Regions from separate parts of the Homo sapiens genome. Here region 2 is linked to region 1. A link is a loop called in an ENCODE intact Hi-C map of the cell type or tissue named here. Cell type or tissue: HCT116. All regions are shown on one strand. Links, peaks and the distances in the headings refer to the core of each region. The heading gives the core; the rest is flanking DNA.

The links. Hi-C counts contacts between places; a loop is a spot of excess contacts. Peaks named below come from ENCODE experiments on the same cell type or tissue, not always from the same donor. Only the 100,000 strongest peaks of a DNase experiment are listed, where the experiment ranks them.
Region 2: it touches region 1 in a loop (2.2-fold over the local background); 5 of 110 quality-filtered maps call a loop at or near these places.

What each region holds. Positions count from the first base shown.
Region 1 is chr3:99,125,509-99,131,780 of GRCh38, reverse strand. No RefSeq gene overlaps it. Among named protein-coding and RNA genes, the nearest start is that of LINC00973, 210 kb to the right of the region's middle. In HCT116, for the core only: no CTCF peak of the experiment used is centred there; a DNase peak (open chromatin) is centred at 2,420; H3K4me3 peaks cover 459 bases.
Region 2 is chr3:99,786,691-99,792,962 of GRCh38, reverse strand. It overlaps COL8A1 (collagen type VIII alpha 1 chain), which reads right to left. Exons shown (of 4, transcript NM_020351.4): 3 at 1,953-2,283. The coding sequence starts at 2,280. Among named protein-coding and RNA genes, the nearest start is that of CMSS1, 28 kb to the left of the region's middle. In HCT116, for the core only: a CTCF peak has its summit at 3,417; a DNase peak (open chromatin) is centred at 3,402; H3K27me3 peaks cover 42 bases.

The DNA of each region.
Region 1 (6,272 bases), core at 799-4,798:
ATTATTATTATCATTCAAATGGTGTTAAAGTCCAGCAGTTCTTCCTGAAATGTGAAAAACTCCGGAGATGTTTTCTCCTTGGCTATTAGTTTATGGTCACAAATAATGTGTTTAGATTTTTCTGTATCTGTTCATAAAGTTAGGCAAAAACATATCATGGGATTATTATGTGATTAAAATAAGATAGTCTATGTACAGTGCCTAGCAAAGTACCTTGTGCTTGATAAATCTTAGGCCCCACCCTTTCTCCCTCACAAAGAATAGGTTCTAGATATTTCTGTGAACAGGCAAAGATAGGAATATTTTCCCCAAATAAAGTGCTTAAAACAGGTACGGTGGACATTAGAGACAAGTCAAAGAGAAAAATTATAGTAACTTTTGACAAGTTGGATACTGGAGATGAAGGGAGAGAAGACTTAAGAAGGCTAAGGTTTTCTGAGACCAGAATAAAAGAACAAGTCACAGAAATGAGGAGCTGGCTAAAATGGTTAGTTACCTTGTTGAAGACGAAAGTGAAGAGGATGGTTTGAAGTGAAATATAGAGAGATAATTTTTAAAATTTAACATCTCGTAATTCTGTAAGCATGTCAGATAGAGCTACCAGCTAAGAAGTTAAATAGACTCCAAAATTCTGTCATGATTAGCAAGAGAGATCAGAGATGTTCCCTAAATCGACAAAGTCTGTGACAGAAGTTTAATTATAAATTACGTATCTGTTCTGAAGGGCAGGTAATACAAAAGAATTAAGGGTAGCAGACCCACCAAGAGCAAAAGGACCCAGAAAGAGACAGCAGAATAACAGCAAACTCATTGGTTCTGCATAATTTAGCCAAGAGTCTTCCATAGAAATGTGTTATTAAAGCAACTGAGCTCTGAAACTTTGATCAACTGAGCTCTGAAACCAATTTCATTAATGGGATTCTCCCCACACTAAGAATATTGGAAGCCATATACAATAGGTTGAATTGCATTCCCCTAAAATGTGACCCTATTTGGAAGTAGAATTGTTGTAGATATTAATTAGTTAAGGTAAAATGCAGTCATACTGGACTAGGGTAGCCCCTCATCCAGTATGACTGGTTTCCTTATAAAAAGGGGAAAGTAGGACACAGATAAGCAAATGTGGAAGACACCATGTGAAGATGACATCAGAAACTGAAGTGACACTTCTACAAATCAAGGAACGACAGATTGTTAACAAACCACCAAATGCTAGGAAAGAGGCATGAAACAGATTCTCTGTCACAGCCCTCAGAAGGAACTGACCCTGCTGACACCTTGGTCTCAAACTTCTATCCTCTAGAACATTGAGACAACACAGTTCTGTTGTCTAAGCCACCCAATTTGGTTATTGCAGCACCAGCAAACTAATACACATTACATTTCTCTGGCAATATCCCACTGTTGACTATCATTGCTACACGTTACAGAGAACTTTATGTCTTTTCTTAAAAAGAAGAATTCTTTGATGCAACAAGAAGAATTCAAAGAATACTTAAGAATAGATTTTGGGGGGTTTAAGGGAGGCCTATTAAAGCTGAGAAGCAAGTGATGCTGATATGGATCTGCATCGCCACCAAATCTCACATCAAATTGTAATCTCTAATGTTGAAGGTGGGGTCTAGTGGGTGGCTGGACCATGGGGACAGTTTCTCCTGAATGGTTTAACATCATCCCCCTTGGTGCTGTCATCAAAATAGTGAGTTCTCATGAGATCTGGTTGTTTAAGGTGTGTGGCACCTTACCCCTCTCTCTTTCTCCTGCTCTATTATGTGAAGTGCTGGCTTCCCTTTTGCCTTCTGCCATTATGGTAAGTTTCCTGAGGCCTCTCTGGAAGCTGAGCAGAAGCCACTATGCCTCCTATACAGCCTGCAGAATTGTGAGCCAATTAAACCTCCTTTATTTATAAATTACCCAGTCTCAGGTATTTCTTTATTTCAGTGTGAGAACAGACTCATACAGATACACAAATGAATTGCCTATGTCCAGTGAATATGACGTAAAAGAATAGGAGGAATACAAAGATGTCAGGCTTATTAATTTCACACAAGTAAAAGAACATTGTCAGCTTGTTGTATGTCACAATAAAAACTAATGCATATAGTTAAATTTGCAGAGTACACACGTAGAGAATCGGAGTTGACTATTTTGTTTTATTGTAGAGTCCAAATATTTTACGTATTCTAAAGAGCCCATAAAAATAACAGAACAGTAAATGACTTTAGACAGCATCTCATCTTGTAAACGTGGAACTGAGAGCAAGGAAGAGTAAGTGGCAGTCACAGCACTAGCCAAAGTCAGAGGCCTTGTGTCATACAGACTGAGAAGAGGTTGAAGCCCTTGGATTGAGTCAGAATCTCTGTCCCTAGACCTTGCTCGGTGTCCTTAGGTTGCTTGTTCAAAGCATGGTCCCTGAAGCCAATCATGCCAAGAATGTTTATGAAGCTAGCTATTCCCACAGAAACTCTGATTTGGCCTCATAAGCTACTGAGTCATTATGACTCAAGAATTTAGCTAGTTTGTGCCATTCTTTTTGGTTCCTGACCTAATTATGGAAATGCCGAGCTTGAGCTGTGAGAGCTTCTTGTGCTAATAAAAATAGATTCACAGACATGGTGAATTCACAGACATTGGGAAGGAGCAAAATCTGGGAAGTCATCTCATTATTCATTGTATTTGCCCCCTTCCCACTTTCCTCTTATCATCCCCTGAAGATCAAAAAGTGCAGATTGAAAATATCTTAGAAAGAGTCAGACTCCTTTGATTTACAAAAAGGAGACTGAGACTCACAGTAATTGTGCCTTGCCTATGGTTACACAATGAGTTTATAGAAAAACTGGGCTAGACCAAGTTTCCCAGATTCCAAGTTCAGCTTTCTTGAAATAACACTACTCTGCCATCCCAGGGGAGACTTTTTTCCATATATACTGTGTGTGCATATGTGTGTGTGTGTGTGTGCGCGTGTGTATTCAACATTAAGTGAAACAAGCATTCCTGCCTTGCTATTGATTGAATTGATATTGTTAACTCTTACATGTGAAGTATAGATGATAAACAATGGACAAGTCATGCTACAAGTTTGTCCAACCCCTGACCCCTTTATGCATTTTATTATTATAGCCCTAGTATACAGAGGAAATTGATTCTTTTCCAATCACTTTCATTCAAGGATATTATATTTCTGTATAAAAGCTTTGGTGGACTGATAGTTTCCATGAAAACATACAAATGAATATAATAGATAGACCTGTGCCAAACACACATTTATGGCGTGTTCTCAAAGTACTCTAAAAGTAAAGTAATTCTTTTGGGACTAGCCAAAGCATATTTTTAAATACTCTGTGCCAAGATCTCTGCAATTCAGCTACTAACTGACAATAGTTGGCAGTCTTGAGTTCATTCAATCCATGTGTACAAGAGCCTCACTTTCAATATAATGGCTGGCTCAATCCTATGGTTGTAGTACTAGCGAGAATTACTCTGAAGTTAATAGGTCATAGTCTTCTTAGCATGGAGTGAAATACAAACAATCAACAGAGTTTACTGAACTCTTAAATGGCTAATTTGGGCCGGGCACACTGGCTCATGCTTGTAATCCCAGTACTTTGGGAGGCCAAGGCAGGTAGATCACTTGAGGCCAGGAGTCTGAGACCAGCCTGGCCAATATGGTAGAACCCCATCTCTACTAAAAATACAAAAATGAGCCATGTGTGGTGGTGCGTACCTGTAATGCCAGCTACTCAGGAGGTTGAGGCAGGAGAATCACTTGAACCTGGGAGTTGGAGGTTGCAGTCAGCTGAGATCACACCACTGCATTCCAGCCTGGGTGACAGAGAAAGATTCTGTCTCAGATAATAATAATAAATAAATAATAAAATTAAATGGCTTCAAATTTATTTTTCAGATGACTTGTCTAAATTACTCAACGTGTAGATCATAAACTTTGAGTCATAAGGCGCAGTCCTATAGTTTTATTAACTCCTTTTATTCTAATTGTTGTTCTGTCACAAGTCTGCACTTCAATTAGCTTGTAAAGGATTAATTGATAACCTCACAAAGTGCAGACATCAAAAGAAAAAAAGAAAACCAAATTCTGCATGGCAGTTTAGGCCATAACATAATCAAGCTAAAAGTCCTACTATTTATAAAATCTGATCCTAGTTTAAATGAAACCAATACATTCTCATTAATAATAAGTTTTTTTCTTAGCATCTTCTTTTTTCCAATATGCCTATCAAGAAAAACATTAATTTCAGTTGGTACATGGGATTTGCTGTTCATGGTCAGACCTATTTCTGTTCTTCATTTTTAGATTTCTCCATCTACTTTCAGATGCCTGAAAATTTTAGAGAAACAAAACTTTTCATTTTATAAGCAGAGACTAAGAAGGAAAAATACACATGAACATGCTAGGCAATTCCATAAGTGTTAAATGTATGAACGGTACCTCTAAAGGAAATAATTTCCACACAAATAGTTGCAACTTATTTGCTAAAACCATTCCATTTTACTGAATTTGAATTCAAATGGAACTATCTGAATATTCCTCACTAAAAATCTGAGTACACATATTGTCTTGTCACTATGTTTTTAGGGATACTTTTCAGGGATGGTGATTGGAAGCTTAACGCTTGACATAGAGTACAAAGGTGTGAAACCCTCCATTCACACAGGGAAGGATCCTGCTATCGCAGGAACAGAACATGTGGAAATCTGGTTCCAAATTCCACCTGACAACCAGCATAACAGCAATAGAGCTACAGTTTCCAGAAAGAATCATTTCTATTTCCAATATTAACAATTTTTGAGCTGAATTCTTCTCTACCACATTTAAATAAGACAGTTCCTCAATAAAGGGGCAGCAGTTAACCTAGAAGAAAGAATATATTTGAAAAATATTCTGGCCTTTAAAATGTCTAATAAAAAATATTTCTTTCCCTCTAAAACATCAAATAACAATACTCAAAATTATTCATGGTATTTCTGTATGTCTGATTTCACTACACACATTTTTTTTAACTAATTGTGTCTTGCCTAAAATTCTAGAAGCCAGACCCTGTCTAGAATGGACAATTCCAATCTCAGCAGGATTCTCTTTCCTGAGAGGGAAAAAATATTCCTTGTCATTCTTGTCTCAGATTGGAGGAAAGTGGCCAGGAATTTTCATAGGTAGACTTCTTTGGTCAAGTTGCTAAATTTCTGGAATCAAAATAGGCCTTCACTGGGATGGGTTGTGAAAGTGATGTTTGTTCAGTTCTTACATTTGGGGGTAAGTAGATGCCCTGAGTAGAAAATGTGAATGTCTGTCCAAGAGATGTGGGAGTGCCTGTTACCACTTCCTTTCCACAGCATTTCTCTCACTGGCTTGCTGCATCTGGAATTTCTCGGCTTCTTTATGAAAATGTTGATGTTTATTCAGACTTTCTGAAACTTCACAATGATAGTCAGATGTCTGTGGCCACCTAGGTCACTGAATGGGAGGCTGGCAGCTCTGGAGACCACTGAGGCTGGCACCTGCAACACATCTCCAGAGATGTAAAAGCAGACTGGTCAAAGTCAAGTCCAGAGAGATGATGTGTGAATGTTTAGTCTGAGGCATTTTTTATCCGAGTCTCTTTTTTTTGACAACTTAAACTCACCCTTCTAAGTTCGTTGGTCTGACTTAGTTCTTACAAAATGAAGTATAAACTATTTTTCTTTCTTGGCCTGGCAAAAAAAGTAAGACTCTTTTCCGATATGAATATGAAGGGAAGTTGTGAGAAACTTAGGACAGCTGAAATTAGTGAAGTGATTGTACCTTTTAGGAAGACAAACAATTCATTCAAAATGCACTGCAAGTTATAGAACTGCAATTAAATATGCATCACATTTACACATTTTATTCTAATATCCCAGGGCACTCCAATCCCAACCTTCTCACCATGATTCCTGAACAAAGGGGACAACTGTGTGGTAAAGGATAAATGGAGAAAGAAACACTTACAATTGGTCTGAGGATTGCTATGGTTTATCCCACTGTACCTGGATGAGTTTCTCATTAAACTGCAGTTTATTTTGTTGCAGAATTAGGTAAGGTGAAAATGAAGCTGAAAATCAATCAAGTATTTTTTTCACACCTGTGCTTCTACAACTACAGTAGAGTTGAAGAATATAGAGATGTAGGCATTTCAACATAATGATTCAGGATGACCCTCTGTGAGCACAGGAACAGCCACACAGACTAGTTCATCTTTTCAAAGCAAGGGGAAAGGACAGTCTCTGAAAGGGAAAGT
Region 2 (6,272 bases), core at 1,006-5,005, 660 kb before region 1:
TTAAATACAGTATGATGTGAAATAGGAAAGAATAGAGTTATTTTTTGTGTGGTTCAATAACATCTTTCCACATCTCTCCTTTAGAATTAGTAGATTTGCTTAATTTCTTGAAGGTGCTGTGGGATTTCCTAAGCCTCAAATATTAGTTCATTAATTTAACAAATAATTTCTCATATACAAATCTGGCTTTTAAGTAGGAGAGATGAATAAGATATTTTAGAATGATAAACAGTATGGATGAAGTCGAGAGCTTGACTTAGGAACAAGAAGCTCTGCTTATCTTTCTGGTCTTGGCGTGAGATTGTGACTGGGTCCCTTAAGCTGTCAGCATCTCTGCTTGCCTATCTGTACAGCAAGAATAAGAATAATACAGCCACACTACAAGATTAGAGAATAGATGTGAAAGGTGTCACCGTTTCTCAAATTGTTATTGAAATACACAGCACGTGCTGTTATAATGAACATGCTGTGCCTTTCAGATGAACACAACTCTGGATCTCCCATGCTGCTGGGACTAATGGATAACATGGAGAAATGAAATATATGGTCCCAATATCTTCTTGGCATAATACTTATGTCACTAGTAGCACCTTAATCCTGACCATTGTACTTTTTGCTGAGCTACTGTCAGAGAATAAAATACAAACAGAGAACTCATTTCGAGATATGAGGATCCATCAGAGTAAGTACAAGAAGTGCCAAAGGCAAGGCAAGCCATTCAATAAAGGAAGGAAAAGAAATGTCTGAGATAATCTTCTAAGTATAATACTAGCTCCTAAAGAGAAGAAAGTCAGGAATACTTTCTTTACATGAATAGATATGATTATAGTACTATTCAGGCATGCTATTTCTAACCAGCGAATTGTGTAGTTACTGTATTGAGGAGTTATCTGGGGAAGAGTAGGAGAGATGAATCAGGAATCCCTGGTGTCTAGCACAGAGCCTGGAACACACTCTGTTCTTACTGAGGATTTGTTGAATGAGCAGTTGTAGCAACTCCAATTTCCTATGGTGCTTTAGCATTTACTCAGCACTTTACTTACTATGTATGTCACTGATTCTCTCAACAATCTTATTTTACAAATGAAGAAAAATAGGCTCTGAAAGGTCAAATGACTAGGTCTCTCTCATTTCTGGCATCCAGGCATCTAGGCCTCTAAGTTCCAAATCCAGTAGTTCTCCAGAGGTGGAGCTTCCTGCCATTGTAGGGACTAGTGGGACTGGCTCCACTTCCTCAAAGGTAATTGCTGCTCTGATGCAGCAAGTACTAGGTTTCTGAGAACTCCAGACAAACCAAATGAATTTATCGTCAAGTGTCTGTCACACTGAGGGGCATTTTGTTGGTGCTAAATAAATACGCCAAGAAAGCAACAGGAGAGATTTTCAGGTGTCATCCCTAGATGCAGTCTATACTCTTAGTTTCCTTCTGTTGATCTATTGATTGACATATGTAATTAGAGTAGTATTAAGAACACTTGCACCTGTCTAATACTTAGTTCGCAAAATGCTTTCCTGTGACTTTTCTTTTAACACAGCAGGTCCTTACAACATTGCTCTCTTAGTTCAGAAGACTGACTTGTCACCTTTCTTTTTTTTCACTGCTTTAGCTCCCAGCATCTGGCCCAGAGCCTGACACAAATAGGTGCTCACTATAGATAGTTGCTGAATGTTTGAATAAATAAACAATAAGGGGATAGACTATTTGTGATTTAATATATTTTATTTCATCTGATGCTAGTTAAAATAATAAAGCAAAACATAAATGGTAGTCTTATCTGTGTCTTTAAGGCTTGAAGTTTTCAAGAATATGGTTAGAACACAGTAGGCATTTTAAAAATGCCAGTAACAAATTCTAAAACTAAAGCTTCTAAAATTTATCTTCCCCCTCTGATCCCATAATTTAGAGATTTGGAAAGCTGTTGTTTTATAACAGCCTGGGAGTATGATGTTACCTTTGCCTTTCTTGGGTACGGCTTCCTTGCCCATTCTTGGCGCCGGTTGAATTTCCTTCATATATTGGGGTAGGTGTGGATACTCTTTGCCATACTGCAAGTGGGGCATCTCCTTGCCCATGGCAAGGCCATCTTTGGCCAAAGGCATGTGAGGTACTTGCTGACCCAGGGGCTGGTATTGTGGAATTTGTGGTGGCATCTGAGGAGGAATTTGAGGTGGCAGCGGCTTGATCCCATAGTAGGCACCAGCCTGAATGAGCCTGATGGAACTCAGGGAAATGGTAAGCAGCACTCCCAGCAGCTGCAGAGGGCCAGGCAGCACAGCCATCACCTGTGGGAGGAACCAATGCACCAACTTGGTGAAACTCTGCAAGGCCAAGTGACTTGAGTTTATTTAGAGATAGAATGGGGAAAAAAAAGGGAAACAGTCTTTAACATCAGAACTTCATGATAGAAGTCAAATGAAAAGGAAAATGCTACTTTCTATAGAAAACAAACAAACAAAAAATAGAGAATAGTGGAATCTGTCAAATAAAGGCAATTGGTAGGAACATAGACTATGGGAGAGACTACTGGTTGTCCCCCATATCGATTCTGCCTTTCTTGCCCTGTTTTCCCGTCTTCACCTGGGAATAGAGCAGCCCAGAATGAAGACATTTCAGCCAGGCAGGGCCATTTCAGCCATTCTTGCCAATTGTGTATAGTTGTCATGGGTGTACCTTCCAGGAAGAATCCTAAAAAGGAGTGGATATGTCTTCCCCTTCCTCCTTCCTTCTGGCTGGATTGCTGATATGTTACTGGAAACAGACCACACATCTTGGACCATGAGGCGAATGCAGTGCACAGAGAATGATAAAACGAGCTAGAATAAACCTCAGTCCTGGTTAGGCTTTGTTAATAAGTGCCAAAATTATATTCTAAATGGAAACAGTTGATAATTTATAGGCTTTATGCTACAGTAGAGATTTTTCATCTGCCAGATGAGGGCTGCTTTGATGTAGTCACAAATAAATGTAAATGTAAAGAGCAAACAGGAACAAAGCCTGCAGAAGTCTTCTGAGTTGAAGAGAAAATGCTTCTTCATGTAATAGTATGAAATATTTTAAAAATCACTATCATAATTATGCACCTTTATTTCTTGTATTAAAATACTATGAATTCATTAGTTTAGAAATTGGTTAATTGGACCATTAAAGTCTATCTTTGTCCTTTTGTGAAAGAAAGTTTACAAAGCAAGAGTTGTATGAATAAGAGGGAGATGTTTAACTATTAATAAGAATACGCTGCTTCTAAGCCCATTAATAGCACTCTTTACAAATTAGCAGTAAACAGAATTAATATAAATGGGGCTTATCTGTTTATAAAAACCAGCTTGAAAAGACCTCTGTTTGGAAACGCCCTAGGCTTAAAACCAGACAGCCCAGAGAAGTGCATTGTTGGCAAATGCACACTAGAGGGCAAGTGTGATACACACTTAGGTCTGTTCAATATTCTGCCTGCCCACTCCCTGCCCTCTGTAGTTCTAATGCTGGGCATACACGAACTCCATGCTCACAATGTATAAAGGGACTTAATGAAAATTTGAATCTTAAGGGACATGTCATCATAATGCTGGAGAGAGAGAGAGAGAAGTGGCAAATTTCTCACAATTTTTAATGTAAGTATCTTCTGGAAAACTTTGAAGAAACTTCTGTCTGTAAATAATTCAATTTCCATCTTCTTGAGAGTTGTTTTCTTTGCTTTTGCCTTACTTAATTCTGGATCATAGTTTTCTACTTCTTAGAAAATGTGCGTTGATTTTGCAATATCCTATTCCAGGGTAATGCCAAGAGTGTATACAGGCTACAAAAGGATTGGTTAATAAAACACCTAATAAAATATTTAAAATGAATCCCTATCACAAAATTCAAGCTTTACAATCTTTCTAAATACACTAACAAATCATTTTTTCCCTGGAAAAAATGAAGAAACAGTTGCTAGGCCCATTTTGGATTACTAAGATGAATATAATATGGCTGGTGGGCCTTACCATCAAGGAGTTTGTACTCTTAGTGGGGGTGACAGATGTGTAAACTGTTATTGAGTAGCAAAGGATATCTAGTAAAAAGTAAATTTTCCTCCTACTTCTGTTCTCCAGTATCTAAAATCCCTTATGTTTGAAGCAACAATTTTTCCTCATATTTTTCAGATAGTCTGTGGATATGCACATATCATATACATCCCTTTCAAACATAAATTGCAGTATACTATACACACTTCTATTTTTTGCTTTTTTCACTCAAAGATCAGTACTTATTCCTTGTCTAGTTATGTGCATCTAAACAAATTTCTTTAAGTTCTTCATTTATTAAAATATGACTTGGATGTTCCCTTAAGTCTTTTCTAGCTCTAACATTCAATGTCTGTAAGACAGTTACTAGAGATCTGAAAGTGTTAATCCATACCAGAAATGTGTGGTAATATCTGGTAATGTATAAGCTGGTACTTAATTCTACTTTTGGGGATGAATGAATTTAATTATGGAACCCCAGACTTGTGGTGAAGTCTTTAATAATAAGCTAGCATGTTTGGCCCTTCAGCCTTCCATCAATTCAGTGGATATGTTGGATTATACTTCATAATCTTTAAACCAGGACAATCTAATGAAATACTGGAAAACTGGAAGGAGATGAAATGCCTGGAAGAATACCAGTTGAATTATTTCCTCTCATAGGCTCAGCATATCTGTCCTGTAAACCAGCTCTTTAGGTCTGCCTTCTGCCATTTCTCTGGCTCTTTATCTAAATAAACTTTGTTCAGTTTTAACGTGAATATTTATATAAGGGCCCTGGTTAGAATTTACTGCTTTACTTATTCCTACTAATTTTTCTCCTGTCCCTGAGGATATTTTTGGTGGTCAAAGTGGTATGGGGGTTCTCCCAAATCACTCAAAAGAACATCAAATTTGGGTAACTTTATACAAACACCTGGCAAGAAAGAAGGAGCCTTGGAATTTTTGCTGGGAAGAAATTGTGATAGTGGGTTTTCATGCCTCTCTTTCTGAGAATGTGGGACACAATAATATTGTGAGTTCTCCTTAATATTTTCTTTGATTTCTATTTGTTTGACAGCTGGTGTGTGTGTGTGTGGGTGTGGGTGTGTGTGTGTGTGTGTATTTGTGTTCTTGAACATAAGCATATCTAATGTGTGTGAACATTGAATCTTTGCCAGCCAGGCTGGCTTAGTGATGGGTGTCATGTCATATGACAAAAGCACTGTCAAAGAAGTCAAAAGACTTTTATTTAAGTTTTGGCTCTGCCATTCTTCATGCCTATGACCTTGGACAAGTCCTTTATCTTCACTAAGCCTCAGTTTTCTTACCTGTAAAATAGCAATTATAATCTCTGCCCATCCCTCAGAGCTGTTCAGGGGTACAAATGATAATATGAATTCTTCATAAGCCAAAAAGGACTATTCAGATTTAAGTTATTATTAATGGAGTGTGACCAGAAAGACAAATCAAAACCAACTAAAATGTCAAAGATTTTCAAAGAAAGATACTAGCAAAGTAAATGTGAGGTTAACTGCAATAATGATAACCTAACATGAATAAAACAGTAATGGCCATTAAAATGCACTTGTTAAAAATGATTTAGAAAAAGAACAGCTGAACCAAGGCAGTCATTCATTCATGTGTCAAGAATAACCAATCCTAGATACTTTGAACAGCCCTAAATGGCTTCCTATATTTGAGCAGGGCTGCAGAGAATTTCAGATTCCTCATATGACCTGTAATGTACATAACAGAGTAATGTGATACATATATTAACAGAATAATGTGATAGATATTTTAAATGCTCATCAGCATTCTATTTGTACGTTTATCCTCATTGGCTTACTATACAGAAGAATGTTTAAATATTTAATCTGTTGGTCCTTGCCTTGAATCCAACTTTCCCTTTCACATAGGCTAACACAGCATGTCTTTGTGTATGTATGTGTGTCTCTGTTGTGTGTGGTGTGTATAAGCCTCTCTAATCAGTTCCTGGGCTGGTCCTCTGTGCCTCCTACTTGTACAAGATTTGTAGTCTCTCAAGACCCTCAGATTTGCCACCCTAAAGCAAGGGAAAGTCAGGCAGAATCCTCTTCCAGTGTTCACCAGAATTGCCTTCCTGGTTTTTCCATGCCTCTCAAAGAAAATTCTCTCTTGATTGCATTTCTCAGGGCAATTCATTCATTAGATATACCTATTGAACACCTATTGAACACTCAGAACAGGAAATGTTCTGAGTATTGGAGATACAGTGGTGAATTAGAGAGTGGAGGTATTATCTTATTGAA